2 separate regions of the Mus musculus genome follow, and region 1 is linked to region 2. The links are chromatin loops, found by intact Hi-C in ENCODE. Cell type or tissue: heart. All regions are shown on one strand. Links, peaks and the distances in the headings refer to the core of each region. The heading gives the core; the rest is flanking DNA. Region 1 holds the start of Dclk1 (doublecortin-like kinase 1). Region 2 overlaps Sohlh2 (spermatogenesis and oogenesis specific basic helix-loop-helix 2).

Evidence for each region. A loop is a pair of places that touch in the nucleus more often than their neighbours do. Peaks named below come from ENCODE experiments on the same cell type or tissue, not always from the same donor. Only the 100,000 strongest peaks of a DNase experiment are listed, where the experiment ranks them.
Region 1: it touches region 2 in a loop (2.1-fold over the local background); 2 of 42 quality-filtered maps call a loop at or near these places.

The regions. Positions count from the first base shown.
Region 1 is chr3:55,233,274-55,249,795 of GRCm38, reverse strand. It overlaps Dclk1 (doublecortin-like kinase 1), which reads right to left and starts at 7,432. Exons shown (of 17, transcript NM_001195538.2): 1 at 7,045-7,432; 2 at 2,270-2,665. The coding sequence starts at 2,645. In heart, for the core only: a CTCF peak has its summit at 7,230; DNase peaks (open chromatin) are centred at 7,305 and 7,915; H3K4me3 peaks cover 1,623 bases; H3K27ac peaks cover 710 bases; H3K27me3 peaks cover 2,482 bases.
Region 2 is chr3:55,188,769-55,205,290 of GRCm38, reverse strand. Sohlh2 (spermatogenesis and oogenesis specific basic helix-loop-helix 2) reads right to left here. Exons shown (of 11, transcript NM_028937.3): 2 at 15,956-16,170; 3 at 14,920-14,981; 4 at 14,733-14,837; 5 at 12,956-13,052; 6 at 10,108-10,218; 7 at 8,417-8,564; 8 at 8,205-8,293; 9 at 836-957. Among named protein-coding and RNA genes, the nearest start is that of Sohlh2, 15 kb to the right of the region's middle. In heart, for the core only: a CTCF peak has its summit at 9,469; a DNase peak (open chromatin) is centred at 9,480.

The DNA.
Region 1 (16,522 bases), core at 3,742-11,741, 45 kb before region 2:
CTTTTGGCCTCCGCAGGCATTGAACACGTGGTACACACACACATACATGCAAACAAAACATTCATACCTATAAAATAAATATTTTTAAGAGATGACTGTGTTTCTGAGATCAGCAGTTTCCACTTTTAGAATTAAGTGAATAATAAATACAATTGTAAAAACAAACAAAAAAACCCAAAACATTGCTTTTTAAGAAATAGTAGAGCAAAAATATTTCATTAAGATTCACTACCAGGTGTGGAAATAGTGGTTTCTAGATAACTTTGTGTTACAATGTCTGCTTTCCCAGCAGAGAGACAACAGATTGAAACAAGCACAAAAGTGCCATTTGTAGGAGCTAAATTCACAGCATAAGCATCTTAGCCCTGCCTTACTGGGTTCAAATGCTACCTCTACTGCTTCCTGCTTTGTGATTTTTGCCCTCCCAGGATCACTGAGAAGGATCACACTCAAGAGGTCTCTGAGGGCTGAACACTCTCAGTAACCTCAGCCGTCATAACTGTCTTCGACCAAGCCAACAATAGCTCGGAGAAGGCATCGTGTTATGGTAAAATGAACATGAGATCGAGGATCGGTGGTGCTGAGCAGCCATAGCTAGGAAGGCAGTACCACCATCAGCTTCTCACCATGGCCAATGATCAATGGGAATGGCGAGAGCAGATCAATTTTGAGTGGAAAAAGCAGATGTAGCCTTCCCTTCAAGATGCCACCCAAGTGACTCTAGGATAGAATGAGGCATCAATCTCCAGGTATCTGAGGACATGCTGTGATCTGAGCACGTCTTTTCTACAACACCATTATCCCACACAGGATGCCTTGTTCACTGGTCAGATTACCTGACTCATCTGATCTTGCTACAGAGCCCTTGGAAAATGCCACCAAATGTTTTACTTCCCCTTGTATTTACCAAGGTCGTATAAAGGACGTGGCACAAAAAAAAAAAAATCAAAGTTGACACAAAGAGGCTTCATGTCACTCTTTCTCTTTAATTTGCTGGAAGTACCGACCTCTGAATAGAAGGAAAAGAGCCAAGGCTACAGGCATCTTGGCAGGGCGACAGGCCACCAAAGAGATGTGAATTCCCGAAAAGCAAACACACACAGCTCAGGCTGCTTGGCACCAGCTACAGTCCAGTCCTACTGTGTCTGGACTGGCACTCCTGCCAAGGGACCAGAGGACAGCATGGGGTGGGGGAAATCACACACAAGCTCCAGCCAGCTATAGAGGAAGACAGGGGGGTTCTGCCTGTGTGCAGCCCTGCGACTGCAAACCTGGACTCCAATTCAATAGGTAGCAGGATAGGATGCTCCCTGCTACAAGCCCAGGACACAGCTGGATAGTGGGGCCTAGCCAAATCCTGCAGGAAGAGAGATGAACTCAGAGTGACATTAGGCTGTATGCATTCTGATGGCTGTGCCACCTACTTTGTCCTTGCCTTCAAGGCTCAAGTTCAGGAAGACTTTTTCCAACAGAAGCTCAGGGGTGCTCAGTACCAGTCATTGCACCCAAAGTCATTAACATAGTTATGATTCCTGTGGCAGTGGAAGACTTCATGCTGTGTTCAAAGGATGACGAGCCAAGGCAAACATGAACAAGAGGCGGGCAATGTATCATTTACAAGGAACCAAGCCTTGTCCCTGGAACAAAACTATGCTGGTTTCATGTTAAATGTCCACAACAGATTATCTGTTAGCATGAACTGAATTTTAAAATAATACGAACAGACTAATTTCTTCCTGTTCTTGAATGCCCCAGGAAGACAATAACCCTCCCAAGAGGCACCCAGTGGGAAGCCTTGTCAGATGACCCTGTTTTTGGTTTAGTGGTCACCACTTACCTAACATATAGCCATAGACACATTATTTGAGTTTTCTGGTCTCAGGTACCTAGTAATAAAATGAATGAATAATTCCCTCTCTACTCTAAAATTAATTTCACATCCTTGGTTCAGGACCTTTTGAACATCATGGTCCAAAAGCTCAGTTGATGCCTAGAAACACCCCTGAATGCTGACCTATACAACTGAAGACACAAAAGGACATGGGTTCGAGAAAGCAAACAGTCCGCTCGGGATTTGATATCTTTTCTTTCTGCCTGCTATTATTAAGGGCTACTGGCTAAATACCATTCACTTTCTTTTCATTTTTTAACAGAACAGGAGATTTAAGCATGTTAAACAGTAAAGGCTCCCAGCCATGGGCTAAAAGACAAGTGACCCTTAGTGACCCTTAGTTGCTAGCAGGGTCCCCAGAGGTTCTCTAAGGCTTACCTTCCACCAGCTGGTCCAGGCTGGAGATCTTCTTGAGTCCATCGATGGTGTAGATGGTTCTCACCCCCTGGGGCAAATTCACATTATCCGAGAGAGTTCGGGTCAAATCAGCCAGCAGGGCCTCGAAAGATCTGAAGCGGTCTGGGGAGATGGCATACACAATTCCTTTGAAGTAGCGGTCACCATTTCTGTAGAATCGAACCTTCTTGGCTTTCTTCTCGGAGCTGAGTGTCTGCAGGGTGCGGGTGCGGTAGAAGCTGCAGTGGGCGCTGTGTGTGGGGCTGGGCAGGCCATTCACACGGGACCCCCTGCTGTACCTCTGCGCCTTGTCCCGCTCATCAAAATGCTCCAACTCCATATCTCTGCCGAACGACATGGCTGGCTTGCTTATGGAACCTGCAAGCACCAGAAAGAGATACAGACCGGTTACGTGAAGATCGTGGGTTGAGAGACTCTGAGAGCAGCTGAGTTTAAACACTGGTGATGTATTTGGGTTGTGGAGTGGGAGAGAATGAGGAGGAGGAGAAGAAGAAGAAAGGAATGGAAAAAACACATCTCATTGGTAACAGCCTATTACTCAACCAGAGTTTGGTTATATGCAACAACCCCCACTATTGCCTGCCTATCATCCCTCAGGCTGCAGTCACATCCTCTCAAGGTGTCACCCTCCCTATTTATAGGTCGAGAAACCGATGCCTGGAATATTTTCTCTTAAATTTCCCAAAGTAATATAGTTGAGAGATATTTCAACAGAAAACACTCTCTCCCACCCCCACGCTCTAGTTTTGCCTGACTATAATGCTCACTGTGAACTGTGCCCATGTAGTGTGCCAATCCCAGAAGCAGGTTTTAAAAAAAGAAGAGCTTTCATGTACTAAGCAGGGGGTGGAAGGGAAGTGGGGGATCAGATTGTAGAAGCTATAATACGTGTGCATTTCTAAGACCAGGCGGAAAGGAAATTAAACCAATCCAGAGGTTCTATGCACTTAAACATGTATCCCATATGCTAAAATGTGATTTCATCTCAACCCTTTGCTTGTGCTTAGTAATAAAATGGGATAAAAAGAGAAGATGACAAAAAGATGGTCAGAAGAGAGAGAGAGAAGGTAAGATGTAAAAAGAAAGGGAAAGGAGATAGAAGAGGGGGGAAATGTGGTTAAGGGCAGGAAGACACCATTCAGGCTGATGAACACACTTGGCCTCATACCAATTGTATAACCTGAGAAATCTACCTGGTTGGCACCTGTAAGACTCAGTTGCAAACAGGAGTAGGAATAGTATCTACTTCATTATTCATATTCACTGTTAACACCTATAAATCTTGCATATGATGAGTAGTGATTTATTGATGGAAAACACGCCTTCTATTCCTGACCTTGGTACAGAGATTACCAGGGGAAACAAAACCATCTACTACCTGTTTGAAAGGCAGGCATCTGCTTATTGGATAAATCCACTCTTGCTAGAAGCGAAGTGATAAAGAATTGTCATCCTTGAAGGAATATCTGTGTTTCAACACAACAATCTAGAAAGTCGGAAAGCCTACATCATAAGAATACGTCTTACATGACAAGATTTCAGGCACACTGAAATAGGCTATACGTGAGGTAGAACTCCGAAGGAAGAACAAAAGCTCCTGCTACTTCCCAAGTCACTGATGTGAAGTTCAACCCAAACTCAACAAAACTTCTGCTTCTTCTTGTGACTTTTCCTTCACCTTCAGCAAACTGGCCCCTGAGCCGCTCAGAGAGAGTAAAGTTTACTTCTCAGTTGAAACGTCCATTTAATTTAAAATGTGTATAAACAGAGCATTATGGGCCATCCTCGGCCACAAATACTAAGTTCAAGGCTAACCTGGGCTACATGAGACCCTGTCTCAAAAAGCTCTAATTTAATACTTAATCGTTAATTATCTAAAACTTGTAATAAGAAAATTCACAGTGAAATCATAGTGAGAGAATTTGTAGAAATCATTCCAAAAAATGAATCAAGTAAAAGAAAGCAATATTGATGACTTGACGATTCAATGACCAGTTAGTTCTCTGAGAGAAGAGACATAAACAGAACCCTCTTCTAAAACTCACACAGCTCCAACAAGGCGTGTAGTCTCATCAAAGCTAGGTCTGGGAAACAGGGTTGACCCAGAGTGTCCCAGTTACAAATGAGGAGTTGGATTTTCAAGTTCTTTTAATCGGGATTCCAAAGTCGGTGCTCTTGGTCTCCAGCCCCATGACACTAGGTTCTGTTCCCATGGGAAGCATGGACTTTGAAGCCACCACACCTGCCTAGGCTTTCTCCTGGACATCTCTCTTCTGTTGTTAACTCCACTGAGAGGAATTAAAACCCTTAGTGTGAGTTAGGAGTATCTTCACTTCAAGCAGAAAAGCCATCTCTCGTGCCTCATAAACAAGCCATTGTCACCTAATTCTGCATCTTTATAAAAGCTATACCAGCCATGGAGTGGTTTTGTTGGGTTTGTAAGTAAATAACTTCAAAATAGTCACCACTGGGACCAGTCCCATTGGTATTAGCTGCATAACAGAACCCAAATTCTGCTTTGATATTGGTATCTGCTCCTACTTTGTTCATATATTTGTTAAGCAGTCAGTCTTCAAAAAGGCATGTGGGTTGATCGAGGAAGGGGATGGAGGAGATTGCAAAGCTATGCCCACACACTAAGCTCACCAGAACTTTAATGGTAAATGCCAAGGTGACTTTTGGTTGCATTTGTTTTCTTTTTAAAGGCACTGGCCATCCTTCCATTCCTAGGGGCTTCCTCCAAAGTTGACTTATGCAAAAAGGAAATAAGGAGGAACCTAGCAAAAGAGTGACACTGTTATGTGACCAGAAATGGCAGACATCAACTTCCAAGGGTCTTCAGTGGTTCACAATTGGCAAAATCCAAAAAAAAAAAAAAAAAAAGTTTTGGCAGCAATTCAAACTGGGAATGCTTTTAGGATCAAGATTCCACACTAAATGATAGAAAATCTATTTAAAACAGAAGGTTTTGCTCATTTTAGTAACAGGTTCACCCAGGGCAGGCATTACATTCCCTGCTCCCCACCCATGAGCAGGCAGTGATGGGACCAGCATGGCAGAGCTATGCTCGAAGTGAAATAACTGCCAACCCCACAGCTTCCACTAACTGAAAGCCAAGGCCCGCTGCGCACACTTCAGTCTTCTGGGAATCATGTGTGGAATGAAAACAGGTGCCCTCCCCTCGCCTCTGCTGGCTCGGCTTTCAGAGTCTTAGTCACACATGTGAACTAAGAACTCTAGAAGAAAATTCTCCGGGCTCCCACAGGTTCACACTTCCTATACAGGAAGCTAGCTAGAACACACTTGGCCAGCATTTGCAGAGCATGGGAGGATAGAAGTCTCTGGATACAAATGTGGGCACCAAGAAGGTGCTCAGAGCCCTCAGCCACAGAGACTACAAACTGTGGGTGGGGAAGAGCATGGACTTTTATCATACTCTACAAATATTACAAAGCCAGAGAAGCAGTGTTGCTCGTTGTGGGGTTTCTCACCATTCTAAGGAATATTATATTCACCTTTCTGTGAATGAGCTCCCATTTCATCAATTTTAGAAACACACACACACACACACACACACACACACACACACACACACACACACACGTCTAGCATAAATCCACGCCATCACACATGGAAATCCCAAAGCATATTTTAGCAGTTGGATTAGGATTCAGGTGGATAGAGAGGTATGGAATAAAAGACATGCATGTGTTTCTCCGGAGTGCACGCACCACCCAAGCCAGCACATCACAGGATGTGGGAACATCTTTTAAATGTTCTTACATATAACCTCTCTTGAAATCCCTCCTAACCTGCATTCATGAAACATTCCATACCTAAAACGCTGCCCTACTTTCCTTTCCCATTGAAAGGCGATATATTTAGGAACAGTCATGACACGGTCGTTCCCCACCCCCCCCCCGCCCCCTTCGGAACACCCTGCAGTGTGGCAGCTGAGCGCGCGTGCACAGTAACCTGGGCACACATTCACAGGTGCAGTCAGAGAGGGAGCCCTGTTTGAATGAAATCTTCTTGTTACTTCTCTCACCCACAAGGATTTCCTTGCCAAATCCAGTGGCGATGCCTCAGAAACCTGATTTTCAAAAGCAGCCTCTTTTGTGGGGCAATGCGGCGCTGTGTGTGCGCTCCCCCTAGGAGGAAAATGTCTTTTCCTCTCTGCATGCTTTTAGCACTGCAGGTACTAATTCGTACACAAGGCTTCCTGGCTGTCCCCAGAGGAACTTGAGACCATGCAAAAAGGTACTTGCAACGCCTACACTGCAGCCCCCATCACCAGGCACATGCCACCCTCCTGGGCACTCGGGAAAGCATGCACACAATAAGAGGCCAGGCCCAGCCACTCCTTCCTTGCCCACTTGGTCCTAGCTCCACAGTCAATCCTGACAATGACAAGCGCCTCTCCCAGCTCCTCCGCGGCTCTCTATCTCCAACAACAAGGGGATGGAAAGCCTTGGAGGGCCCAACCCGCCAGACTCCCTATTTAAAGCCGGTGGCACCAGACAAAAGAGGCAGGAGCCAGCAACCCTGGGGCCGCGGGCACACAACGCTTCCTGGCCGGACCAAACTAGCCAGCCCAGAGCAGCCGTCTTTCGAGGAACGGCGGGCGGGGCGGCTGCTGCCCAGTGGGGTCCATCCTGGCCAGGGCTTCCAGGGCTGCGGTCAGACGGCACCACGGGGCCTGCCCGCACCTTCCCCAGCCCAGGCAAAGCACGCACCGGTCGCGGGTGGAGGCTGGGTTGTCTGTGGCCGGCTGCTGGAGCTGTCCTCGCCGGGCTGGGCGCGGCTGGGGCTGCGGAGCACGAGCGTCTGGAAGCTGCGACCGCTAGTGCACTGATGCGCTGGAGCTGGTCCTCATTGAAATGCGGTTCTCCGCTCAGCCTCACTCCAGCCTCTCTCCCGAGGAGGGCGGTGGCGCGCAAGCTTTTCTTGTGTCTCACTCGCTCACATGCCCTCCCTTCTCCCTCCTTCTCCTGCTCCGCCCTCCGCCCTCCTTGGCAGGGCGCGCCCACCGTGGCTGAGTCCAGGGTCCTCCCTCCTCTAGCCAGGCTTCTGGTTGCAATGGTCTTGGTAATCTGGATTGCCTGGACACCCCTCCGCTCCCAAGCCTCCCCAGTCGCTAGAAGGACTTGCCAGAGGATGGGGGCAGATTGGTTGGTGGCTCAGGGAACTGAGAAAGAATATCGATAGAGATGAATCTGAAGCAGGTCATGTGCTGGGCAGAGAAGTGGTCCAGTATTGAGGTCGCCTTCATCAAAGGAGACCAGAGGAACTCACCCACCTACCCACACACCCCTACATCTTTTCATTTGGCATTGTGGTTTGACACGCCCTTCCCAGGAATAGGGAAGCCAGTAGGATTGCCCCTCAAAACTGCTTTTTCTGAACTGTCCTGGGAGACCAGATCTGGACCCTTCAAACTAAGCAATGTAAAGTAATCCTCAGTCTCCCTACTTGGGGAGGGCCACGTTCCACTCGTCATTCGCGATTGACCCCAAGACATGAGTCACTGTTGAGATGGTGGCCTCCTGCTTAGGGCTTTATTTCACAATAAGCTTTTGATAACTTAAGGCCACACTTAGACTGCTCTTGGAGGCCTCTTGGCTGCAAGACTGGCAGTCTGTCAGGGTGGAAAGTCCCATAAGCTTACACAAGCCTTCCCTCCCCGAACAAGAATGTTCTCAGAACCCAGATGTTCACAGCTTCCACTGGATACAATTCTGGGGACTGGGACCCCATCCCAGGTATCTCTGAAACATTTGCATGGCTCAGTATGCAGCCTAAATATATATATTTAAAAGTCATTAGACAATACATAGACACATGCCAATATATGTATTTGTTTGTCTTACTGACTCTGGGCTGCTCAATAAAAAACACAAAATTAATTTTTTCTGCCCACTGGGTCCAGTTATGTATTTTACTATTTATTGTTACTAAAAGTTATTCTGAAATTCTCCTGAAGTATTCTGTTCATGCTGATTACCCTTTGTTAGAAAATGCAGCCAACTGGGATATGTATTACATATTCAATAAATGATGAGATATCTACTTCTGAGCTACTCAAGAGGCCAGAGATGAGTGTAGAATGCACTCACCAAATTAACTAGATGCAAAGTCCCACGCTCTGCTTCTTCAAATTCTAGTGCAAAAGTAAGGCTCAGAGCTAAGCCAAGAGATGGACACCAAACAAGTCTGTTTCATTGAGACCAGAAATCAAGACCTCCACTTATCTTGCCAGTGAGAAGTCCCCAGTGATTTCTTCCAAGTGTGTGACTAATAGAGATCCTACCTCGAACCTCCCCCCAGTGGACATGCTGTCAAGGTCATTTCATTTTATAAATGACTTATTTATCTCAATTTTATGTGTATGAATGTTTGCCTACATGTATGTATGCATAGCACATGTGTGCAGTGCTCCTGGAGACCAGGAGAGGATGTGGTATCCCCTAGAGCTGGAGTTGCAGGTGTTTGTAAGCCACTGTGTGGGTGCTGGGAACTGAACCCAGGTCCTCTGCAAATGTAACAAGAGCTCCTACCCACTGAGCCATCTCTCCAGCCTCCTCGAGGTAATTTATTAAGCATTTTATATGACTTAACCGTATCTTACCATGGTCCTAGTGTTACAGGGTCTGCTTAAATCCATCATAACTCAAACACCAGGTCAATGAAGAAGACAAAAATGTATTGTAATCAAGTTGCTACTGGTCAATCAGGACCTCAGAAAAGACTCAGGAGCTGAACTGAAGCAAAGAGCCAGAATATCACAGGATATTTAAGCTCACATCTCATAAACACCTACGCCAAGTTATTATTACAGTTTTTCACCAATTAGTATAGGAGTAGGCTCTTGGGTCTGGGAATATTACCTTAGGTTAACCCAGATAGCAAGATGGAGTTGTCCTTGAAATATCTGAATTCAGACAACTGTCTCCTGAGATATTTGGATTCAGACAAGTGTATCCTTTCAATAGAAGCTGTTCAGCTATTGGGAAGTCCCCAGTTCCCCTAGAGCCTAGAACCTTGAATTTAGTTTGCCCCTGTGGTTAAATGGGAGTCTAAAAACAAAATGGCAGTATTTAGAACAAGTTGGGTTTTTGTTTTTTTGTTTGTTTTTTTTTTTTTTTTGAGAATTCCCAACACTAGGGTGTTTACTTGAAAAATGAAAATAATGTAATAAAAGAAACAAGATCATAGATGACTTTTTAAATGGGAATATCTCTAGACATTTTACCTTCTCCTAAAACTACAAGTAACAAGTAAGTGGATGAATGCCCTCAACAATACCATGGCCACCAAGCTATGGCCGTAACGTAGCAGAAAAGCATTCTGGGTAAACCGCACCAGGAACCTGACTAGACGAACGTCCAAAGTTGTCCCAAGGCAGCTTAAGTCTTTAGAGGATACAATTCATATTTTATTCTCTGAGAATTTCATAAAATGTATTTTGATCATATTTACCCCCTGCCCTAATTTCTTCTAAATTGGCCCTCACCTCCCTACTATTCAGCTTCATGTTTTCTTTTAAAACCACTAAGCTGTTATGTAACATCTTCCTTCAAGATTGAAACATCCCATCCTCCAGGAAGCTCCTGAAGCTGGTAGGTAAAGTGACCCAAAATAGCTGCAGAAAGCCCTGAAACCAACCAGATTTACCAACTTCTCCCTGCCAGGGTAATCTAGAACAGCTGAGAGTCCTTCTCAGACGAGACAAGCTGCAAAGAGGACTCTGAGACCAGAGCCCCTGCCAGAAAGAGGTTAGGTCAGGGGCACTTGGAGTGAACATTGTCTACCCAGCTGAGCTGCCTGCAGGCTGTGCAAGGTACTTCGGTTTTCCTACACTTTTTGAGCCCTCACCTATGCTGGGTGAGCCTTGGTGATGCAACTGTCTTTGAGTCATTTCTACTCCTGCAAGTAACCCAATAAAACTCAGTCGGTCACCAAGTTAGACTTTGGAGTATCCATACATTGGTCTGCTGTGGGTTCCCAATCTGGGGTAAGTAGATGTGGGTGTTGTGTCTCCCAAATGTGTCTTGTCACACAACACCAGTCCACTTTGTGTTACCCAGCTACTCTTGGGAATAGGGTCTGCCCTATAATGTCATTTACCTACCAGGGTCACACACAGTTTAAATAACCAAACAAACGAACACTGACTCTTTTCCAGCAGAGGATGCCCCAGATCCCCAGCCAGAGTGGGATTGTTTTGTGCCCACTTCCCTGTATTGGGATTTTTGTCTGTCCTGAGTTTTTCATGGGTCGTGTGCATTCTCCCACAGATCACTGTGAGTTCATGTGGGCAGCCATCATTTTGTGTCCAGAGAACAGTTTCCCTGTAGTATCACCAGCTCTGGCTCTCGGCATCTGTCTACCCTCTCTTCATCACTGGTTCCTATGCCTTAGAGAGATAAATGTGGCAAGTGTATCTGTTACAGGGTCTCGCTATGTAACCTTGTCTGGCCTGAAACTCACATACAGACTAGGATGACCTCAAACTCAGAGAGATCTGCCTGACACCGCCCCCCCTGGAAATGTGCCACCAAGTCTGGCTCAAAACATGTTTTAAATTGGCACTATTCCCCTTTACAAGAAGGAATTGATCCAAAAACTGACTCTGTGTGTGTATATCTGTATCTGTATCTATATCCATATGTATGTATGTATATGTATATGTATATGTATATGTATATGTATATGTATATGTATATGTATATGTATATGTATATGTATATGATGTATATGTATATGTATATGTATGTATGTGTATGTGTATGTGTATGTGTATGTGTATGTGTATGTGTATGTGTATGTGTATGTGTATGTGTATGTGTATATGTATATGTAGTCTGACAAGACACATAACAGGTGTAACCTAAAAGGAAGGAGATTTTTTTTCTTGACTCAAAGTTTCAAGAAATACAGTCTATTGTATTAATAAATGCCAAGACCAGCTCCACTTTCTAAAACTACCCATGTTTTAAAATTCAAGACAGTTTTACCACCACCTTGGTCATTATGTCTATAAGGCAACCCTGAATTCTAGTGTGTTGTGTAATCTCCTCTAGAAAACGCAGCCTTTAAATCAAATAGTTTGTCAGGCTGAAGAGATTGTAGTTAGAGCACTGACTGCTCTCACAGAGGATCCAAGTTTGAATCCCAGCACCTACATGGCAGGTCACAGCCATTTGTAACCCTAGTAACAGGAGCTCCAACTCCTTCTTCTGTCCTCCTGGGTACCAACCACACAAGTTGTACTCATGCATACATGCAGGCAAAACGTCTATACACATAAAATAAGGTAATTTTTAAAAGCTAGTACCTGCTATATAGCTTTCATATACAGTTCAGGCCCCTCTGCCTACACTGGCATCACACAGTGATCTGGGCCCTCATTCACTGATAAACAATCAAGAAACACTCCCCACCCACACAGACTTGCCTATAAGCAATCTATAATTTTCTCTGTTGAGATTCCCTCTTCCCAGATTGAGGTAAGTTGACAGAAAACCAACCCCGACAAGACCTTTCAAAATAATTACTGTAACTACTCATGTATCTCTGGTATAGCAGTTCAAATATGCTAAGGCCCAGGTTACATAAGGTTTTAGATCTTTATAAGAACCCAGGACCCCTTATGAACTAGTAAGCCCTCTGTAACTCAGTTTCCCAGACTTTCCCCCCCGCTTTTCCTAAGAGAAACTTGGCTTCCTGTGGGTGAACTCTTCCCAGCCCACCCTTGACCCACACAACTGAGTTCTACTTTCCTGGAGTTTTCCTGTTTGTCCCAAAATCCACCTTCCAGGAACTCTGGCCAGCTCCGGCAGGCGTGGCAAGCCTGGCTCCAGCAGACCTTGCCCTTCTCCCCAACCCCTCTGCGGAAAGCTAGCCACCAAGGCCTATTTCCTTATCCAGCATCTTCCTCCTCCAAAAGGCTGACTACCAAGGTCCAGCTCTCAAAATATTGAAGTCCAGCGGTCAAAAGTTTCCCTCTTGGTTCATGCAATGAACACGCCCAATCAAAATATACCACCACATCCTAACACGCCCAATTGAAATACACCACCACATCCTCACCCATTCTAACACAGACCTCTCCCCACCCTTTTCTCTTCTTAAAAGTGACCCCTGCAAGGTCACTGGCTTCTGTTTTTCTGTCAAAGTCAGAAAGCAGTCACTTCAACTTTCTTCCATGCTTAGTGAAGATTCTCTCTGTGTGAAAACAGATGCTTGGGTGTGGTTTGTGCCTAATTCTGGTGGTGGGGGAGGGGGGGACAGAGAGGAACCCCCGCTGTGCTTCACATCCTTTATAACAAAGGAGCCAAATCTGATAACCCCCACTTGCACGTGATATTTCTCACCCCCCACACTACAGCCTCCTAAACCCCCTGTAGTTATGTGGGGAGCCTCAGCCTCCTGCACATTCTCATATTACAGTTTGGAATCCCTGCAGCTACTTGGCCCTTGCCATCTCCCTACACACATGAGTTTCTAGAGAACTGGATGTGACAGAGCAAGGGTGGTCCCCCCCCCCCCCCCAGGGAAGAACTGGGATTTCAAAAGGCATCGACACACAGTTTTTGTTGATGGATCCCAACATCACATCAATGTCCCTGACAAGCATGCCATGAAAGAGACTCAGCTAGAGAGTTAGAATCTTCATGCCATTCAGGAGTCTTAAGACTCCTCATTCCGTACCTTCTCAGGTACATTCAGAGGAGTTAAGGGTTCTCTCTCAAATTTCCTTTAGCTTACACATTGTTCTTTGCTCTTCTTCTTGACCTGTGCTGTGATATCCTTTTGGCCTCTGATCGTATTACCTTGCACCTGAATAGGCCTTCAGCTGCCCATCAGACTGATGGGCAGTGCACCAAGGCCCTCATCTCAGGTGCTAATGAAAGCTTTCAGCAGGAACACAATCCCAGCAGGCTCTGACAGTGGATTGCCCATGATCTCTCTGCAGATAAACGGTTGATGCCCAATGACTCTCGCAATACACCTGGGTAATTACATAGCTAGACATGGTTTCTGCTGCAAATAAATACAGAGAGAGCCAGTGGTGTCTAAAACTCACATTTATACACCTAGGATTACATGTTTGGTTCAATGTGGAGGTTATGACTATCTACAGAGCACCTGCTTCTGCAATCATCCATCCAATAAATAAGTTCTGTGTCTTTCCAACACGCCATGCACTGTAACTTGGCAAGAGTAACTCAATCACGAGGCTGAGTTATAAGAAATATGTGCCCTGCTGTGGCAGAACTTGGAAGGAGTGCAATGTTAAACCTGCACTTACACAAATAACCATTTAGGTTCTACTGTGAAGAGGAGAACAAGAAGAGGTTTATTTTCCTTTGCCCAATGAAGAAGTAACGTACAAACAAGACCTGAAGCTAGCTTCACAATAAGGCGGAGCCTATTCTTCCCATCAGAAGGACACTGAAGGTGAAGGAAGGTTCTCGTAGGAAGGTGTATGCATACTGAAGGAACAAAAGCCTTTGGGGTCTGGTGGAAAGGAAGACTGGAGAGAGACAGCTGAGAGAGCTGGCAGGCACTGGGTCTTCAGGAACTCAAGCAGGAGGGACTTTATCTTACAAAACAAAAAAGATTACTGAAGGATTTTAAGTAGAAAAACTACTACAATCCAATGTGCATTTGAAAGTGCTGCTAGCTTTCCTGGCTGTGTTATAGTATAGTAGAGAAGGATTAGAGTGTAGGAGTCATCTTAGTGTCCAGGCTATGGTTAGGGAGGAGGGGAGGGGACCTTTAGTCATTTCTCTGCTGAGCTTGTAAGTGTATTCAGATCCACACAGCTTCGGGAACTTATTGGTTAAAAATGACATCTCTTATTAGCATGTAGGTTTCCAGGCTGTTCTTTTTATTATTATTATTTTACACTCCATATTTTATCTCCCCACCCTGTCCACCCTTCGACTGTTCCACATTCCATACCTGCTCTCTACCCCTGTCTCCATGTGGATGGCCCCACTCCCCACCCCACCTGACCTCTAAACTCCATGGGGCCTCCAGTCTCTTGAGGGTTAGGTGCATCATCTTTGAATGAACACAGTCCTCTGCTATATATGTGTTGGGGGACTCATATCAGCTGGTGTATGCTGCCTGTTTAGTGGTCCAGTGTGTGAGAGATCTTGGGGGTCCACATTAATTGAGACTGTTGGTTCTCCTACAGGATTGCCCTTCTCCTCATCTTCTTTCAGCCTTCCCTAATTCAACAACAGGGGTCAGCTGCTTCTGTTCATTGGTTGGGTGCAAATATCCGCATCTGACTCTTTCAGCTGCTTGTTGGGTCTTTCAGAGGGCACTCATGATAGGTCACTTTTTGTGAGCGTTCCATAGCTTCAGGAATAGTGTCAGGCCTTAAGACCTCCCCTTGAGCTGGATTCCACTTTGGGCCTGTCACTGGACCTTCTTTTCCTCAGGCTTCTCTCCATTTCCATCCCTGTAATTCTTTCAGACAGGAACAACAGGCTGTTCTTAATGCAACAGCTTCAGAAAAAATATTTTGAAAGTTAATTTTGTATACTTTGTGTGTGTTTATGTGCATACATGCATGTGGAAGCCAGAGGTCAGCCTCAGGTGTTGCTCCTCAGGATTCTGGGTCCCTTGTCTCATGAGAACTTGGGGCTTAATAGTGGGGCTATGCCACCTGGCCAGCCTATCCCACCTGTCTCAGTGCTAGTGTTACAAGTGGAGGCCACTCCTGCCCCCTCCCCCCTTTAAAGGATGCTGAGGCTAAGGATTGAACTTTGATCTTCACATCTACACAGAAAACAGAATACTGACAAAGCTTTCTCCCCAGTCACATTACTTGAGGAGAAGTCCCCTCAAGTAATGAAGAATTTAAGTATACCAATGTTAATCTAAAAATAAAAAAATAAAAACTAACTTGAGTGAAATTTGATTTAACTACATTCTGCCAGAAGTTTATTAAAAAGACAAATAACTCACTGTATTCAAGAAGACACTTATATTAAATCTTCTGCTTTGCTAATTAGCATTTCCTGTGAATCTCGGTGATTTTATAGAACACAAATATAATACTGAAGAAGACATAAAAGTTGAGTTAATTCTCTGGGAATGCAGCACTCCAGAAACACCACAAAAATCTGGACCTGAGGCTGAGAAATCCTTTTACTGGATATGTCTACCAGCTGAAGAACTTTATCAGGAAAGTCAAAGAGCCTTGAGCAGATTTTTAACAAATCCCAAGGTGTCTAGTAAAATATAAAATGTAATTAAATTTAATTTTACTTAAAATAACTTCAACTTTTAGAAGTAGATTTTGTGTGTGTGTGTGTGTGTGTGTGTGTGTTGAGCACACTAGTGTGTGGGTGCACTTGCCTGTGTAGCTACATGTGGAAAAGAAGCAAGAGGCTTACATTAAGGTATCGTTTTCAATCATTTCTGCTCCTTGCTTTTGAGGCATGATCAGACAGTGTGTCTCCAAGATCTGCCTGTCTCTATCCCCAAGCACTGAAGTTACAAGAGAATGCTGCCACACCTAGATTTCTACATGGATGCCAGAGATTTGAACTCATGTCCTTGTGCTTGTGCATCAAGCACTCTACCCATTAAGCCATCCTCTAGCCCTTGAAATTGATTCTTAGTGTACCTTCTAGGCATCAAAGCATCGTGTCTCCATGTAGAACTCATTCTCAAGAGTTTTTTAGTTGAGTTTCAAAAAGTATCACATAATGTCTAAGCCATTTTCCGGTGTTGTGTTAAGCCCCAGTAATACCTACCCTGGGCACATGCAGTCTGTGTGCCTCCAGTCAGATAATCTTATAAGGAAGAAAGGCATGTAGCCCAGTGGAAAAAACTCTCCCATAAGGCCCTGTGTCCAAACTCCAGTCCTGGGAAAAAGTAATGGGACACTTGCTATAATTCCACTGCTGATAAACTTCTAAATTAAAAAATATTCAAAACATGTGTATGCTTTTCTAAGATGTTTCTTTCACATGTACATAGAGCAAAAGTATAATTTTAAATAAAATGTGAAATGTGAATATAATAATATTTAGCATTCTTCTTCATTTAATAATTAACTGTAAACATGTTGGATCTAACCTGAAGGGCATACACTATAAAAACTCCCAAATGAAATATGAAGGAAATGAACCCTTTGTGACCTTTGATCCACAGAGGTTGTTTAAAGAAAATGCAAATTATGAACCA
Region 2 (16,522 bases), core at 4,593-12,592:
AGTGGAAACGTGGGCTAAGAGTGGGCTGTACTGTGTGTACACACAGGAAAGAGTGCCTTTAACTAGGTGGTCCAGACGGACTCAGAGTAGAGCCTCTAAATAAAGGCCTGGAAAGTAAATAAACTAAGGTTCTAAATGCTCAGCACACCATCAGCACTGATACAGTGAGCACGGTCAGTCCTCTGCACCACCGAGCTGGGGATTAACTAACCATGGAGTCAAAGGGTTTGTTCTGTTTTTAAATCAACTACAGTGAGGCTATACAAAACATGGACAGACTTGGCTCTTTAAACAATGTAATGTAACAACCATCTGTGTAAATTTACATTGTATATCAGGTATCATCCAACCCACAACAGACTTCATATAAGCAGCAGTATATGCCCAGGTTATATGCAAATGTATTCCATTTTATAGAAGGGACTTGAGACTCTGAAGATCTGGTATCTGCAGAGGGACTTAGAACCAGCCCTACATGGGTACAAGTCCTACTGTGTAAATCCTGCTCTGATTCCTGGTCCCCTGCTTTGTGATGTCCTACTGTGTGAATGGTGCCATGCTTGTCTCTGCCATCTCAAGACTAAATCGTCTAGCATTAGGAGATAAGCCGTTCCTTCCTGGGGTCTCTCTGTTAGGAATTCTGCCACACTGACACAAAAGGAACTAAAATATTCAATTTAAGTACTTCAAGATGGTGAAGCCAGGACTCACTGGGCGATATTTCAACTCCACTTGACCACGTGATTATACAGGAAATGAATAGGGAGTCAGGGGCCAGGGGCTGCAGAGCCTTTCTTCACATGCTCTGTGAGCTGCAGTGTTAGGCACTGCTTACCTCTCACTGCTCCCTCCAAAGCTCCTCCTGCAGCAGTCATGGAATACACGTTCAGGCCCCGATCAGCCAGGAGCTGAATCTCTTGCACAGGTGAGAAAGCGCTGGTCAGCATGGCATCTTCCCTGGGAAGACAAGAAAGATTCACTTCACACATCCCTCCAGGTAGAAAATACCAACAGTGCTGGATTCAAAGGCTTTTCTGAATTGTGTTTTAAAAGATGTGTTTAACTGGGTCACCTTGGACGCAGAGTCGTCGGACACCCCCAAGTTCCCTAGAGGACTCTCCACATGATCTTAGGACCTCTGGTGAGTGGAACACAACTTCTGTTCCAATCCAATCGCGGGACCTGAGACAGCATTAGGGAAGCAAAAAACCTGGCCTGACCAGGGTCACAAGTCCCTTCCGGTCGGCATCAGCACCTGGTCACCTTGGGCATGGAGTCGTCGGACACCCCCAAGTTCCCTAGAGGACTCTCCACATGATCTTAGGACCTCTGGTGAGTGGAACACAACTTCTGTTCCAATCCAATCTCGGGACCTGAGACAGCATTAGGGAAGCAAAAAACCTGGCCTGACCAGGGTCACAAGTCCCTTCCGGTCGGCGTCAGCACCTGGTCACCTTGGGCATGGAGTCGTCGGACACCCCCAAGTTCCCTAGAGGACTCTCCACGCGATCTTAGGACCACTGACCAGACAGCTCCACGCTCCTCAAAGGAGACACCACTTCCAGGCACTGTAAAATGCCCAGGATCTTTGACAACAGGATCCCAGGATAAAAGAGCTTGGTCACACCAGTATTTCAGGGTCTCAGGGGAACTTGACTGCCAAGAACTCTGACACACCCAGAACCTCAGGTTCACAGGAGCCCACAAGCAAAGGATCACAGAGAAAGCTGGACTCTGAGGAGTCCTGAATCAACTGGGATTATAAGAAGGACAGGCTCCAATCAGATATATTAAGGACAACAAATACTTGAGATAATGAAATGTCAGGAAGCAAGCATAAGAACAGAAGCAACAGAAACCAAGGGTACTTGGCATCATCAGAACCAAATTCTCCCACCATAACAAGTCCTGGATACACCATCACACCAGAAAAACAAGCCATGGATCTAGAGTCACTTCTTATGATGATGATGGAGGACCTTAAGAAGGAAATAAAGGAAGATACAGGTAAACAGCTAGAAGCCTTTAAAGAGGAAACACAAAAATGCCTTAGAGAGTTACATGAAACAATAATAAAAAGGAGATGGAATTGAGCAAAACCAACCAGGATCTAAAAAGGGAACAAGAAACAATAAAGAAAACCCAAAGAGAGACAACTCTGGAGATAGAAACCCTAGGAAAGAAATCAGGAAACATAGATGTGAGCATCAGCAACAGAATACAAGAGATGGAAGAGAGAATCTCAGGTGCAGAAGATTCCATAGGGAACATGGACACAGCAATAAAAGAAAATGCAAAATGCAAAAAGATCCTAACTCAAAACATCCAGGAATTCCAGGACAAAATGAGAAGACCAAACCTACAGATAATAAGAGTAGATGAGAATGAAGATTTTCAACTTAAAGGGCCAGCAAATATCTTCAACAAAATTATAGAAGAAAACTTCTCATACCTAAAGAAAGAGATGCCCATGAACATACAAGAAGCCTACAGAACTCCAAATAGACTGGACCAGAAAAGAAATTCCTCCCGATACATAATAATCAGAACAACAAACGCACTAAATAAAGACAAAATATTAAAAGCAACACGGAAAAAGGTCAAGTAACATATAAAGGCAGGCCTATCAGAATTACACCAGACTTTTCACCAGAGACTATGAAAGCCAGAAGATCCTGGACAGATGTTATGCAGACACTAAGAGAAAACAAATGCCAGCCCAAGCTACTATACCCAGCCAAACTCTCAATTACGATAGATGGAGAAACCAAAGTATTCTATTAAAAAACCAAATTCACACAATATCTTTCCACAAACCCAGCCCTTCAAAGGATAATAACAAAAAAAAAAAAAAAAAAAACCAATACAAGGACAGAAACCACGCCTTAGAAAAAGCAAGAAAGTAATCCTTCAAGAAACCTAAAAGAAGACAGCCACAAGAACAGAATCCCAACTCTAGCAACAAAAATAACAGGAAGCAACAATTACTTTTCCTTAATATCCCTTAATATCAATGGACTCAATTCCCCAATAAAAAGACATAGACTAACAGACTGGCTACACAAACAGGACCCAACATTCTGCTGCTTAAAGGAAACCCATCTCAGGGAAAAAGACAGACACTCCCTCAGAGTGAAAGGCTGGAAAACAATTTTCCAAGCAAATGGTCTGAAGAAACAAGCTGGAGTAGCCATTCTAATATCTAATAAAATCGACTTCCAACCCAAAGTTATCAAAAAAGACAAGGAGGGACACTTCATACTCATCAAAGGTAAAATCTTCCAAAAGGAACTCTCAATTCTGAATATCTATGCTCCAAGTGCAGGGGCAGCAACATTCATTAAAGAAACTTTAGTAAAGCTCAAAGCACACATTGCACCTCACACAATAATAGTGGGAGACTTCAACACACCACTTTCATCAATGGACAGATCATGGAAACAGAAACTAAACAGGGATACAGTGAAACTAACAGAAGTTATGAAACAAATGGACTTAACAGATATCTACAGAACATTTTATCCTAAAACAAAAGGATATACCTTCTTCTCAGCACCTCATGGTACCTTCTCCAAAACTGACCATATAATTTGTCACAAAACAGGCCTCAACAGATACAAAAATATTGAAATTGTCCCAAGCATCCTATCAGATCACCATGGACTAAGGCTTATCTTCAATAACAACATAAATAGTAGAAAGCCAACATTCATGTGGAAACTGAACAACACTCTTCTCAATGATACCTTGGTCAAGGAAGGAATAAAGAAAGAAATTAAAGACTTTTTAGAGTTCAATGAAAATGAAGCCACAGCATTCCCAAACTTATGGGACACAATGAAAGCATTTCTAAGAGGAAAACTCATAGCTCTGAGTGCCTACAAAAAGAAACTAGAGAGAGCACACACTAGCAGCTTGACAACACACCTAAAAGCTCTAGAACAAAAATAAGCAAATTCACCCAAGAGGAGTAGACAGCAGGAAATAATCAAACTCAGGGGTGAAATCAACCAAGTGGAAACAAGAAGAACTATTCAAAGCATCAACCAAAGGAGGAGCTGGTTCTTTGAGAAAACTAACAAGATAGATAAACCCTTAGCCAGACACACTAGAGGGCACAGGGACAGTATCCTAATAAACAAAATCAGAAATGAAAAGGGAGACATAACAACAGATCCTGAAGAAATCCAAAACACCATCAGATCCTTCTACAAAAGGCTATACCCAACAAAACTGGAAAACCTGGATGAAATGGACAAATTTCTAGACAGATACCAGGTACCAAAGTTAAATCAGGATCAGATTAATGACCTAAACAGTCCTATATCCCCTAAAGAAATAGAAGTAGTCATTAATAGTCTTCCAACCACAAAAAGCCCAGGACCAGATGGGTTTAGTGCAGAGTTCTATCAGACCTTCAAAGAAGGTCTAATTCTAGTTCTTCTCAAACTACTCCACAAAATAGAAAAAGAAGGTACTCTACCCAATTCATTCTATGAAGCCACAATTACTCTGATACCTAAACCACAGAAAGACCCAACAAAGATAGCGAACTTTAGACCAATTTCCCTTATGAATATCGATGCAAAAATACTCAATAAAATTCTCACTAACAGAATCCAAGAAAATATTAAAGCAATCATCCATCCTGACCAAGTAGGTTTTATTCCAGGGATGCAGGGATGGTTTAATATACGGAAATCCATCAACGTAATCCATTATATAAACAAACTCAAAGACAAAAACCACATGATCATCTCCTTAGATGCTGAGAAAGCATTTGACAAAATCCAACACCCATTCATGATAAAAGTCTTGGAAGATCAGGAATTCAAGGCCCATACCTAAACATGATAAAAGCAATCTACAGCAAACCAGTAGGCAACATCAAAGTAAAAAGTGAGAAGCTGGAAGCAATCCCACTAAAATCAGGGACTAGACAAGGCTGCCCACTTTCTCCCTACCTATTCAATATAGTAGTTGAAGTCCTAGACAGAGCAATTCGACAACAAAAGGAGGTCAAGGGGATACAAATTGGAAAGGAAGAAGTCAAAATATCATTATTTGTAGATGATATGATAGTATATATAAGTGACCCTAAAAATTCCACCAGAGAACTCCTAAACCTGATAAACAGCTTCGGTGAAGTAGCTGGATATAAAATTAACTCAAACAAGTCAATGGCCTTTCTCTATACAAAGAATAAACAGGCTGAGAAAGGAATTAGGGAAACAACACCCTTCACAGTAGTCACAAATAATATAAAATACCTTGGTGTGACTCTAACTAAGGAAGTGAAAGATCTGTATGATAAGAACTTCAAGTCTCTGAAGAAAGAAATCAAAGATCTTAGAAGATGGAAAGATCTCCCATGCTCATGTATTGGCAGGATCAATATGGTAAAAATGGTTATCTTGCCAAAAGCAATCTACAGATTCAAAGCAATCCCCATCAAAATTCCAACTCAATTCTTCAACGAATTAGAAAGGGCAATTTGCAAATTCATCTGGAATAAGAAAAAACCTAGGATAGCAAAAACTCTTCTCAAGGATAAAAGAACCTCTGGTGGAATCACCATGCTGTACTACAGAGCTGTACTACAGAGCAATTGTGTTAAAAACTGCATGGTACTGGTATTGCGACAGACAAGTAGACCAATGGAACAGAATTGAAGACCCAGAAATGAACCCAGACACCTATAGTCACTTGATCTTTAACAAGGGAGCTAAAACCATCCAGTGGAAAAAAAGACAGCATTTTCAACAAATGGTGCTGGCACAACTGGCGGTTTTCATGTAGAAGAATGTGAATTGATCCATTCCTATCTCCTTGTACCAAGGTCAAATCTAAGTGGATCAAGGAACTCCACATAAAACCAGTGACACTGAAACTTATAGAGGAGAGAGTGGGGAAAAGCCTTGAAGATATGGGCACAGGGGAAAAATTCCTGAATAGAACAGCAATGGCTTGTTCTGTAAGATCGAGATTCAACAAATGGGACTTCATAAAATTGCAAAGCTTTTGTAAGGCAAAAGGCACTGTCAATAAGACAAAAAGACCACCAACAGATTGGGAAAGGATCTTTAACAATCCTAAATCAGATAGAGGACTAATATCCAATATATATAAAGAACTCAAGAAGGTAGGCTCCAGAAAATCAAATAACCCCATTAAAAAATGGGGTACAGAGCTAAAAGAATTCTCACCTGAGGAATACCTAATGGCTGAGAAGCACCTGAAAAAATGTTCAACATCCTTAATCATCAGGGAAATGCAAATCAAAACAACCCCAAGATTCCACCTCATACCAGTCAGAATGGCTAAGATCAAAAATTCAGGTGACAGCAGATGCTGGCGAGGATGTGGAGAAATAGGAACAAGCCTCCATTATTGGTGGGATTGCAAGCTGGTACATCCACTCTGGAAATCAGTCTGGCAGTTCCTCAGAGAATTGGACATAGTACTACTGGAGGATCCCACAATACCTCTCCTGGGCCTATATCCAGAAGACATTCCAACTGGTAAGAAGGACACATGCTCCACTATGTTCATAGCAGCCTTATTTATAATAGCCAGAAGCTGGAAAGAACCCAGATGCCCCTCAACAGAGGAATGGATAGAGAAAATGTGTTACATTTACACAATGGAGTACTACTCAGCTATTAAAAAGAATGAATTTATGAAATTCCTAGGCAAATGGATGGACCTGGAGGGCATCATCCTGAGTGAGAACCCAATCACAAAGAACTCACATGATATGTACTCACTGATAAGTGGATATTAGCCCAGAAACTTAAAATACCCAAGATACAAGTTGCAAAACACATGAAACTCAAGAAGAACAAAGACCAAAGTGTGGTCACTTTGCTCCTTCTTAGAATTGGGAACAAAACACCCAGGGAAGGAGTTACAGAGACAAAATATGGAGCTGAGACAAAAGGATGGACCATCTAGAGACTGCCACACCCAGGGATCCATCCCATAATCAGCCTCCAAACGCAGACACCATTGCATACGCCAGCAAGATTTTGCTGAAAGGACCCTGATATAGCTGTCTCTTGTGAGGCTATGCAATGCCTGGCAAACACAGAAGTGGATGCTCACAGTCAGTTATTGGATGGAACACAGGGCCCCCAATGGAGGAACTAGAGAAAGTACCCAAGGAGCTAAAGGGAACTGCAACCCTATAGGTGGAAAAACAATATGAACTAACCAGTACCCTCAGAGCTCGTGTCTCTAGCTGCATATGTATCAGAGGATGGCCTAGTTGGCCATCATTGGGCAGAGAGGCCCCTTGGTCTTGCAAACTTTATATGCCTCAGTACAGGGGAACTCCAGGGCCAAGAAGTGGGAGTGGGTGGATAGGGGAGTGGGGTGGGGAGTGTATTGGGGACTTTTGACATAGCATTTGAAACGTAAAATAAGAAAATACCTAATTTTTTTTTTAAAAGATGTGTTTATATGTATGAGTGTTTGTCTGCATGTACATCAGTGTACCATACCTATGCAGTTCCTACAGGGACCAGAAGAGGCCATCAGGTCCTATGGAACTTGAGTTACAGTTGGTTGTAAGTTTCCATGAGGGTGCTAGGAACTGAACCCAGGTCCTCTGCAAGAGCAGTAAGTGCTCTGAACTCCTGAGCCGTCGCTCCAAGGTCTTTAAAGATTTTCTATTAGACAAGATCTAAAAAACCCTGACAAGTTTCAGCTACAGATTATTTAAATATAACATAGTGGTACTTGGGACCTTTGAGGATCCTTCAAAGGTTGTTTCTGTTTCTCTTTGCTTGCATATACTTATAAGACTTGAGTAAGGAAGTCATTCCTTGGCATGTCACATTTTGTACCTGTGAGTTTCAGGACTGCGTACTAACTAGTTCTAGATACTCCATAGCCCTCAACCCCTGTAGAGGATTTATAGAATCCATTCTGACCCCGCTGGACATGCAGAGTCACTGAGATGGAGTCAAGAGGCCCCATTTTAAGGTTCTCAGGGCTAACAGGGTGTGTGTCATAGGATGGAAGCCCACAGCCCTGGGGATACGGGATGTGTTCATCACAGTAATAAGATGATCAGAACTGGCAGTGGGAGACAGTCGTGAATCCCTAACAAATATGTATGTCTTCAGTTCCTGTACCATCATCCAGCATGAACAGGAGGGAAAACAACACACAGACTGTGGATTCACATGCTCTTGCCATACCTCTGTGATGTGGCTGAGAATGGAAGGAACAGCTCGATGGGCATCTGTCTCTTAGAAAACCTTCTATTGTTCTGAATGGCTTCTGTAACCTAAACAAGTACAAAGATGCATCTGTAAAACAGACCTACAGACACACACATGGATGTGCAGTAACAGGAACAAAAATAAAACTGCTGCATGGAAGCATGAATAAGACTTGAGAAACTGAGTACCTGGGCCATAATGGCTGGAGAGAGAGACTCCCGGACCTGCTTCACATAATCAACTGTGGCCTCGATAACTGATGCCACATCGCTCTTCCTCCCCTTGACGTATGGCAGGAGCGTGCGCAGCTGCTCACAGCAAGACTTGATGCGTTCTCTGTACAAATGATTGTATGAAAAGAACGAAGCATTACCTCCTCTTTGTTTATCTGAAGGAACAATTCTTTTTCCTGGGATTTTGTTGAAATGGACTGTCTCTATCTTCATCTGACCCCTGTTTAAGAGGAAGACCATGTTCCCATAGGCCAAGAGCCATTCACAGCTCCTGAAATCAAAACCCCCAGGGTCCCCACTCAGAGGGATAACTGCCAAAGTACAGAGTCTGTGCCAGGCCAGCCCCAGCTCCCTCAACCAGGCCCACTGCTGTGGTGCCCAGACAGTACAAGCACACCGCTCAAAGCCCATGAAGAACTGCAGACACTCTGCCCTCAGGAAAGAATCACATGATATATAGACATCATTTTGTAAATTCACAGTAGAAGCTTAGTGGGCCAGAAGAGTCAGGACCTAGGTTTGGAGCATATTTTTACCAAGAAATAAATCATGTGTGTGTGTGTCTTGTACCACGTGAGTTTCACAGATCATGCTGTGGTCTGAGCCGGAGGAAAGCAAGAAGATAGTTTTCCTAAACAGATGAACAAGGCAATGTCCAGGCTAGCATTCAAAGGACACTAAATCTCAAATGTGTCTCAGGAGAGACACATGGAAAAATGTAGATCTAATTGACTCAAAATCGATTCAAGCCCTTGGCATTTTTCCCTTAGCACTTGCTTTGTCCAGTCACAGCCTTGACTTGGGCAGGGTGACTAACAATCACTATCTGGAATCTTAGGAAAGTCCCTAAGTTTCTCTTAATTTCAGAAGAGAAGAAAAACAGACTAAAAATATCTATCATTTGGCATATATAAGGGTAGAAAATAAGCGGTAGTTTTATTGGGCTTCAGGATCTTTGGGATTCTGCAGAGTTGTCTCAAGAACTATTCTAGGGGGAAGCACTGAGGAGCCAACAGCTGGACACTTGGAAGGCTTTGAATGTTTCACACATAAAAACTTCACTTACAAAAGAATCTAAGATAAAACGCACAGCAGAGTCTCTGTGGGCAGAGCAGTCTCAGTTGAGTATGAGAAGTTGCCTAATAGTGAATTATGGCAAGTCAGATCTTCAGAATTTCATTGGCAGTGGGAATAATATGTTAGAAGCAAGAATGAAATACAAAAAGGGCTGAAAACAAAGACATTAAGCCATTGTTATCTATAGCTGACTCAGCTATTGACAATAATTTCTGCCTTTTCTATAGTTCTGATAGATAGATAGATGTATGTCACTTTCACAATGAAAAATGCCATTGCACATCATTCGGTGTGTATTAAGAAAACTTCTGAATACACAGGGAACTTAGGGGAACTGAAGACGAATATTTCTATTCCCACCACTTAGAATCGTTACTGCTCTCCCATCAGGCTGTGGCAGCTCTTTAGTCCCTCTTGGTGACCACATGCTGGATGGGTGGCATATGTTCAGTGGTCACATTCACTAGTTTCATGCAGACTTTTGGCAGTGTGAAAGTTGTGGGATCTGTGGAAGTGGTTTCTCTGTGTGAAGAAATAACCCAGCGACCACAGGTTCCACGGCCACTCACCGTCTCAGCTTTTCTTTGGTTGAGTGAAGAAAAGACGCCTGTTTGCTTTTGTCTAGACTCGACAACGGGGCCTTTAATCCAAGTCTAGCGTCATTCTTCAGCAGTTCAGAGCTACAAGCAAGTGAGAATCGTGTCACTTATTAAAGAGAAAGATTGCCAGGCAACTTTCTGTCAATTTCAAGCAGTAATTCACTCATCAGCCAGAGAGTGTCTCCTGCCTCATACAAAAGAGGAGAATACATTAAATCACTGTACCTGACACATTTGGTACCGAATCTTTTCCTTCAGTTTTCAAAATATCATAAATCCGATGATTAAAATTCTAAAATGCACTGATTAAATACAAATATAATCAGGACTAAGACAGTCTTGTCTTATCAATCATGGCTATTCTAAATTCCAAGCAGTCACTGGCAACACATTTTGTTAACTTCATGGTGGTGTATAGCATCCACCACAGTCCATTTCTCCCTCCAGCTTATTTGATAATCACCTATCCTAGGTGATGCTTAGACAGGCAGACTGAGTAAGATGGCTCCTGCTCTACTGTGAACTAACTTTAAGTGTTCTGAGGTTGTTACAGGGCAAGCTATGATGGCAGGCAGATTGGACGTAGTTTTTATTCACAATTGTTTCTACTGGGTCTTACAGTCCCACTGTAAATCACACCACAGCTGTATTTACCCTTTAAAAGTTAAGGCTCATGGGGCTACAGAAATGGCTCAGTGATTAACAGCACTGGATGGACCTAGATTCAATTTCCATCACCCATATGGTGGCTCATAACCATCTGTAACTCATTTCCAAGGTATCTGATGCTCTCTTTTGGCCTCTGAGGGCATAATACGTCTGTGGTACATAGATATATGTGCAGCAAGGCACACCCAAACACATGAACTACATTTTTAAAAGTTAAGGTCCATTAAAGAGAAAAGAATAGAGAAACTTTACATGTTCTGTTCTAGCTTGATCAGCAAAGGCTTCTCTCCTTTTAAATTTTGTCATTTAATGGATGTTGTTCTGACTCTGCTATCTAGAACAGTGGTTCTAGACCTGTGGGACTCTGCCCCTCTGACAACCTTCTATCTCCAAAAACATTTACATTACGTTCATAACTATAGCAAAATTAATTATGAAGAAGCAACAAAAATAATTTTATGGTTAGGGTAAACTGCAACATGAGGAACTGGATTAATGGGTCATGGCATTAGGAAGGTTGAGATCTAGAACTTTATGGTTTGAACTATTTTATTAATTTTTATTTTATGGGTATATAGGTAATACATGTGTGTCTGGACCCTAGGGATGCCAAAAAAGGGAATAGGACCCCTGGAACTGCAGTCACAGACAGGGTGACTGGGTGCAGGGAACTGAACCTGGTTCCTCTAGGAGAATGGCCAATGCTCCTAACTGCTGAGCCATCTCTACAGGCCCCCTTTGTACTGTTTTATATGTTTTTAAATTTTTTGAAAAATAATTGTGTGTGTGTATGGGGCAGGGGAGAGAGAGAGAAGAGAGAAGAGAGAGAGAGAGAGAGAGAGAGAGAGAGAGAGAGCTATCAACCTTGGTGTCTGTGCTCAGGCACTGTTCCCCAGTGTCTCTCACTGGGCTGAGGCTCACCCAGTGGGCTGGGCTGGCTGGCTGGCGCCTCAAGGAGCCTCCTCCTGTCTTCACCTCCCCAGTGCTGGGATTCTGAGCACTCGTGCCTTAAAGCTTTTGTATCTGAGTCCTGGGTCTGAAGCTCATGTCCTTGCTTGTAGACAAGTGCTTTATTACTCTCTAGCCCTGTAATTCCATGTTCTTTATCCAAAAGGGCAAAACTTGACTGGAAATTTTACTTTGATTATGAGGGAGGATAAAGAAAACTTCAAAGTTAGTAGACACTGAGAATGCTTTCAACGTAGCATATGAAATTCATGAAACCTCACAATACCCTTCCCTACCTCATAGGCCAGTTAAGGAGTCATCGTCCCAAAAAGCTCTTTGAGGCTCAGCTGCTAAATAAGATTCACAAAGCTTTTGCTATCCATGTGCCACTTAAGTGAAATCATCTTTGGTTTGCCACAGAACTGGCTGCCAAGCCCCTCCCTTGTTCTTCTACACAGCAGAGGGCTACATTCTACACATTCTAGAAGTGCCCGACTCAGAATTTTCACCATCATCAGCATCCATGGGTTTCAGCATTTGTCCACCCCTGTGCTCTAAGCTCTATTTAAAATGGCCTTGGTGTAAAAAGAGAGGGCAGCAGCCACACAAAGCTGGTTTTTATCCAACATGCAAAGCTAACAAAGGAAGAGTCTGACCCAAGATCAACAGCCTGCAGGAGAACAAGCAAGACACACAGAGAGATAGAGACAGAGACAGAGGGTGGAGGGAGACGGAGAGACAGGGAGGGAGGGACGGAGGGAGGGAGATTGAATGATTGATTGCCCTATGAAACAAAACAAAGCGCTTCCTTCATGGGATATCTGAGACTAGTTGAAGTTTTGAGTTTCTGAGTTCAAAACACAATGGGGACAAAACTAGGTAAGGCTGTGCTTGTGCAAATATCAGAGTTTTGAATGTGTGTTTGAAAAAGAGGGAGTCTGCTGTTATTTTATTTGAACATCAGTGTGCTTTCTGATAATGAGTTGAATCATCTTGTGAGGTATACTCATGATCTCCACTCTAGAATCTGAAACAGAAGGCTGTCACCTGTCTTCCTAGGAAGAGCCCTTCTCTCTGCACCGTGCTCAGCACTTGGCCTGGTCTCCTATTATTAAGTTCTCTGCAGTATCTTTTAGTAAAATGTACATGGTAAACATACATGACATGGAAAAATAGAAAAAACATTTAAAAAAAAACTAACCAAAGAAACATATCTGTAGAAAAACGCCCTCCGAGTTCACTGCGGGACGTCTGAAAGTACAGCCGGCATTCTGGAGGCAACTCAGTGTTTTCCATATCTATTGAAAGTTTGGAAAGAGGCTCGTTTTAAACATAAAATCACTGCCAATTATTTTTACAAAGCAGGGTTTTAAAAATAGAAAGCAAGTGATAGGTTTCAGTCCATGAAGCATAAAACCACTAAGATTAGAAAGTTTCAATGAAAGGCTGCGCACACTGCCCGCCAGGACATCCTCTTACCAGTAAGAACCTTCTAACCAAGCGACATAGTTTATAGTGTCCCCAACTGAGTTTATGTATCACCTTCCTATTTATAAGTAAATGTCAAGCAACTGCACTGTCAAGTTGTGGCCTCAGAGCCATAAAAATTCTGCAGCTGTTAGTCCTCGGACCAAAGATAAACCAACTGGAGAATGGTTGGGATCCATCAAAGGTGCGGGACAGGTGATGGGCAGCTGCTGTTTGACTGAAGACCAGAGCAGAGATTGCAAAGGGGCCCTGACCACATGCTTAGTCATACCCAGGAAGAACTCTGAAGCCACACTGGGTAGGGCTTGGGGAAGATGGCATGGTGAGAGAAGGTGCTACAAAGAGAACTCACGACTCTGACTATTGAAAGCTAGCACTATAAAGAGGCAGACACATTGACTCTAGAATGTAAACATATATAACAGTCCTCAGTATGGTTCAAGAAAATATGAAATTTAAATTTTGAAAAGGTTTATTGCTTTATAGAAATATAATGGTGAATGTGGGATGTGTGTGTGTATTTGCAGTGTGTCTAGTTGATAAGCATATATAATGTAAAAATAACACAGTCAAGTTAATATGTTCATCACCTTCCATAATTACTTCCTTGTGCATGTGTTGAAAACACTTAAAATGGTTCACCTCAATAAGTCACAAATGTCCATGCAGTATTGTCAATACAGCCATCAAACTTTATCTTAGGTCTCCAGATTTTACTCGTATGACATAGCAAAAACTCTCCACTCCTTGCCCAATGTTCTCCATGTGATACGGACTTAATCCTGAAGGATTTCCCAGCTAGTATCCCAACCTCTATCAAGCAAAAATAATTATTGAACTACATGAATTCCAGGAGTTGGAGGATGCCTACTGCCCCTTTAGGAGGAGCTAATTGAATTAGTGTTTAAATGTTGCAATGCACACAATCCAATGGGTAAGAGGATTACAAAGAAGAGATCTAATTGCGGCATTGTCATTAATGCTTTGTATCTCAGACGATGAAAGAGAAAGAATGACCCTTCAGGCATGAAAGAGGTAAATAATTACAAAAATGTTTTGCAACGGAGTTACTGTGCAATTCCAAGTTAATGCCCTACTTTTTGGATATCTCTGTAATGAAGTAGTCTGATCAATCATATTTTAAAAACAAAGATATGATGGTAGCTAAGTTACCAAATGAAAAGACACATAATAACAATCCCAAACAAAAACAAAAACAAACAGAACCCTTCATCACACAACTATCATGCAACTAACTCATTTGAAATTTCTGAACATTTCAGCTTCTCTTGCAAATAAAAACAAAAGATTTTTCCTCTATTTACACATACTTTCTGGCTATGATAAAATATACACTCTTATAAAATACATAGCAAATTGTTAATTCACAATAAAAGGCTTAAGTGGGAGATTAATTTAGAGATGTGCAAACATGGTTTATAGAATGTTAGTGAACATTTTAAAGCTTTACGAATGCATTTCTAACTCACCCGTATTTGTGAAATACGTTTTCCAGTAGTGTATCACCGTGTTCACTTTTTCCAAGGTCAGCGGCTCACTGAAACTAATGTCAGCTCCATATTCTGAAACATAGCCTACAAAAACCATGTTACCACAAACCTGGTCATTTCTACCTGAAAATGAAACCCATGTTATAGCAGGCAGTCAAGTACATACCTTTAAGTCTTTCAGGTATTACAAAAGCAAACAGCAAATGTGTGTTTTTCTTCTTGCCAGATCTGAGGGGAAAGTGTTACAATGAAGCAAAATAATCAGTCCGAAAGACCAGACTCAAGGCCTTAACTTACTAGCAACCGAACTATAGACGCCTTTCACTTTGAGAATTTAAAATGATGCAAAAATATTTAAAACTCAGCATCTCAAATCAGCGAGGATGTGATGGGCTCTTCTTTCTTAACTAAAGAAGAGAATCTAAACTCTATCCACATTTTCAAACTCCTCATTAGTTTGAAAAAGGTTGAGGAATGGAGGACATTTCAAGACCACTATAGGAATAAAATCGGCAAAATCTGGATTGGGGAAATTTGCATAAAACTAAAACCCCCTTAAAACAAATACCTCTGTGTGTGTTTGAAAAAGATATACATGTATAATTTAAGACCAAATAAAAAAAAAGACCCCCACCTCCCTCAAAAAAAGCCCAAATAATACAAGGAAGAGAAAGTAGAATTTTGAATTTTTGTCAAGTTTTTTTAGAATCATAAGCAAGAATCACTCAACTCTGACTAGATATTTCAACATTAAAGAATTGATAATGCTCACTTGCTTTAATATACACCAGAACTCTTAATAAACTCTGAAAAGAGGAGCCATCGTAATGACAGTTATTTAAAAAGCATACCTATGGGACTAATATCAGCATTACACACCAGATAATTTTCTATGATCAATCAACGCCTCTGATGTCACTCCTGCCTATTCCTGCTCAGACTGCCATGCTAATTCTTACAGTGACATGTCAAATCAGCCAGAGAACTGACTGCACTACGAAACTTCTACCCATGAAGATATGCTTTATCTTAAAACTCACAGGGGACAAATTTGATGTCAAGTATATCAATATATTGTATAACAATCAAGTATATTAACATATTATATCTTATGTACTTAATATATCAATATATCTTATGTATTTAAGAAATAGGTTTTAAGAGCAATTTTAAAGACAATGTCAAGATTTGGAAATTTTTACCTAATTAACTTGGCAGCCTCCTGCTCCTCTGCAGTTAGAGTGGAAGTCACCTTCAAGAAAATTATGTCAAACGAGTTAGCAGCCAAAAGCACGGCGACCTTCTTCACATTGCTGATGGTCAGGGTGATCTGTGCTGTGCTAGGAAAGAATTTCTGCATAGAGCCAGCCAGGAAGTATCTTGTGGCATCTCCAACCAGCAAAAGATTTACTCTGCCCTAAAAGAGAAGGAAGAAAGTAGAGGTCACATGTAACTACCAAACAAGAGTGACAACTCAAGGAGCAGGGCAGTCGACCCTAAGCACTCGAGGGCAGGAAGCTCTTCACTGCCTCCATGCCCAGGCCTGGGCTTGGGTCTGAGCATCCTGTACTTTGTTAAGATCCTGTCCGCTAAGGCCATTATAGTGTGGTTTCCCTAAAAACTTCTCTCTTATTCCATTAACAGGTAAGGTTCTTCTTATTATTATCATTATTATCATTATGATTATTATTTCCAGCCTTTTAGAGACAGGATTTCTTTGTGTACCCATGGCTGTCCTGGAACTCGATCTGTAGATCAGGCTAGCCTTG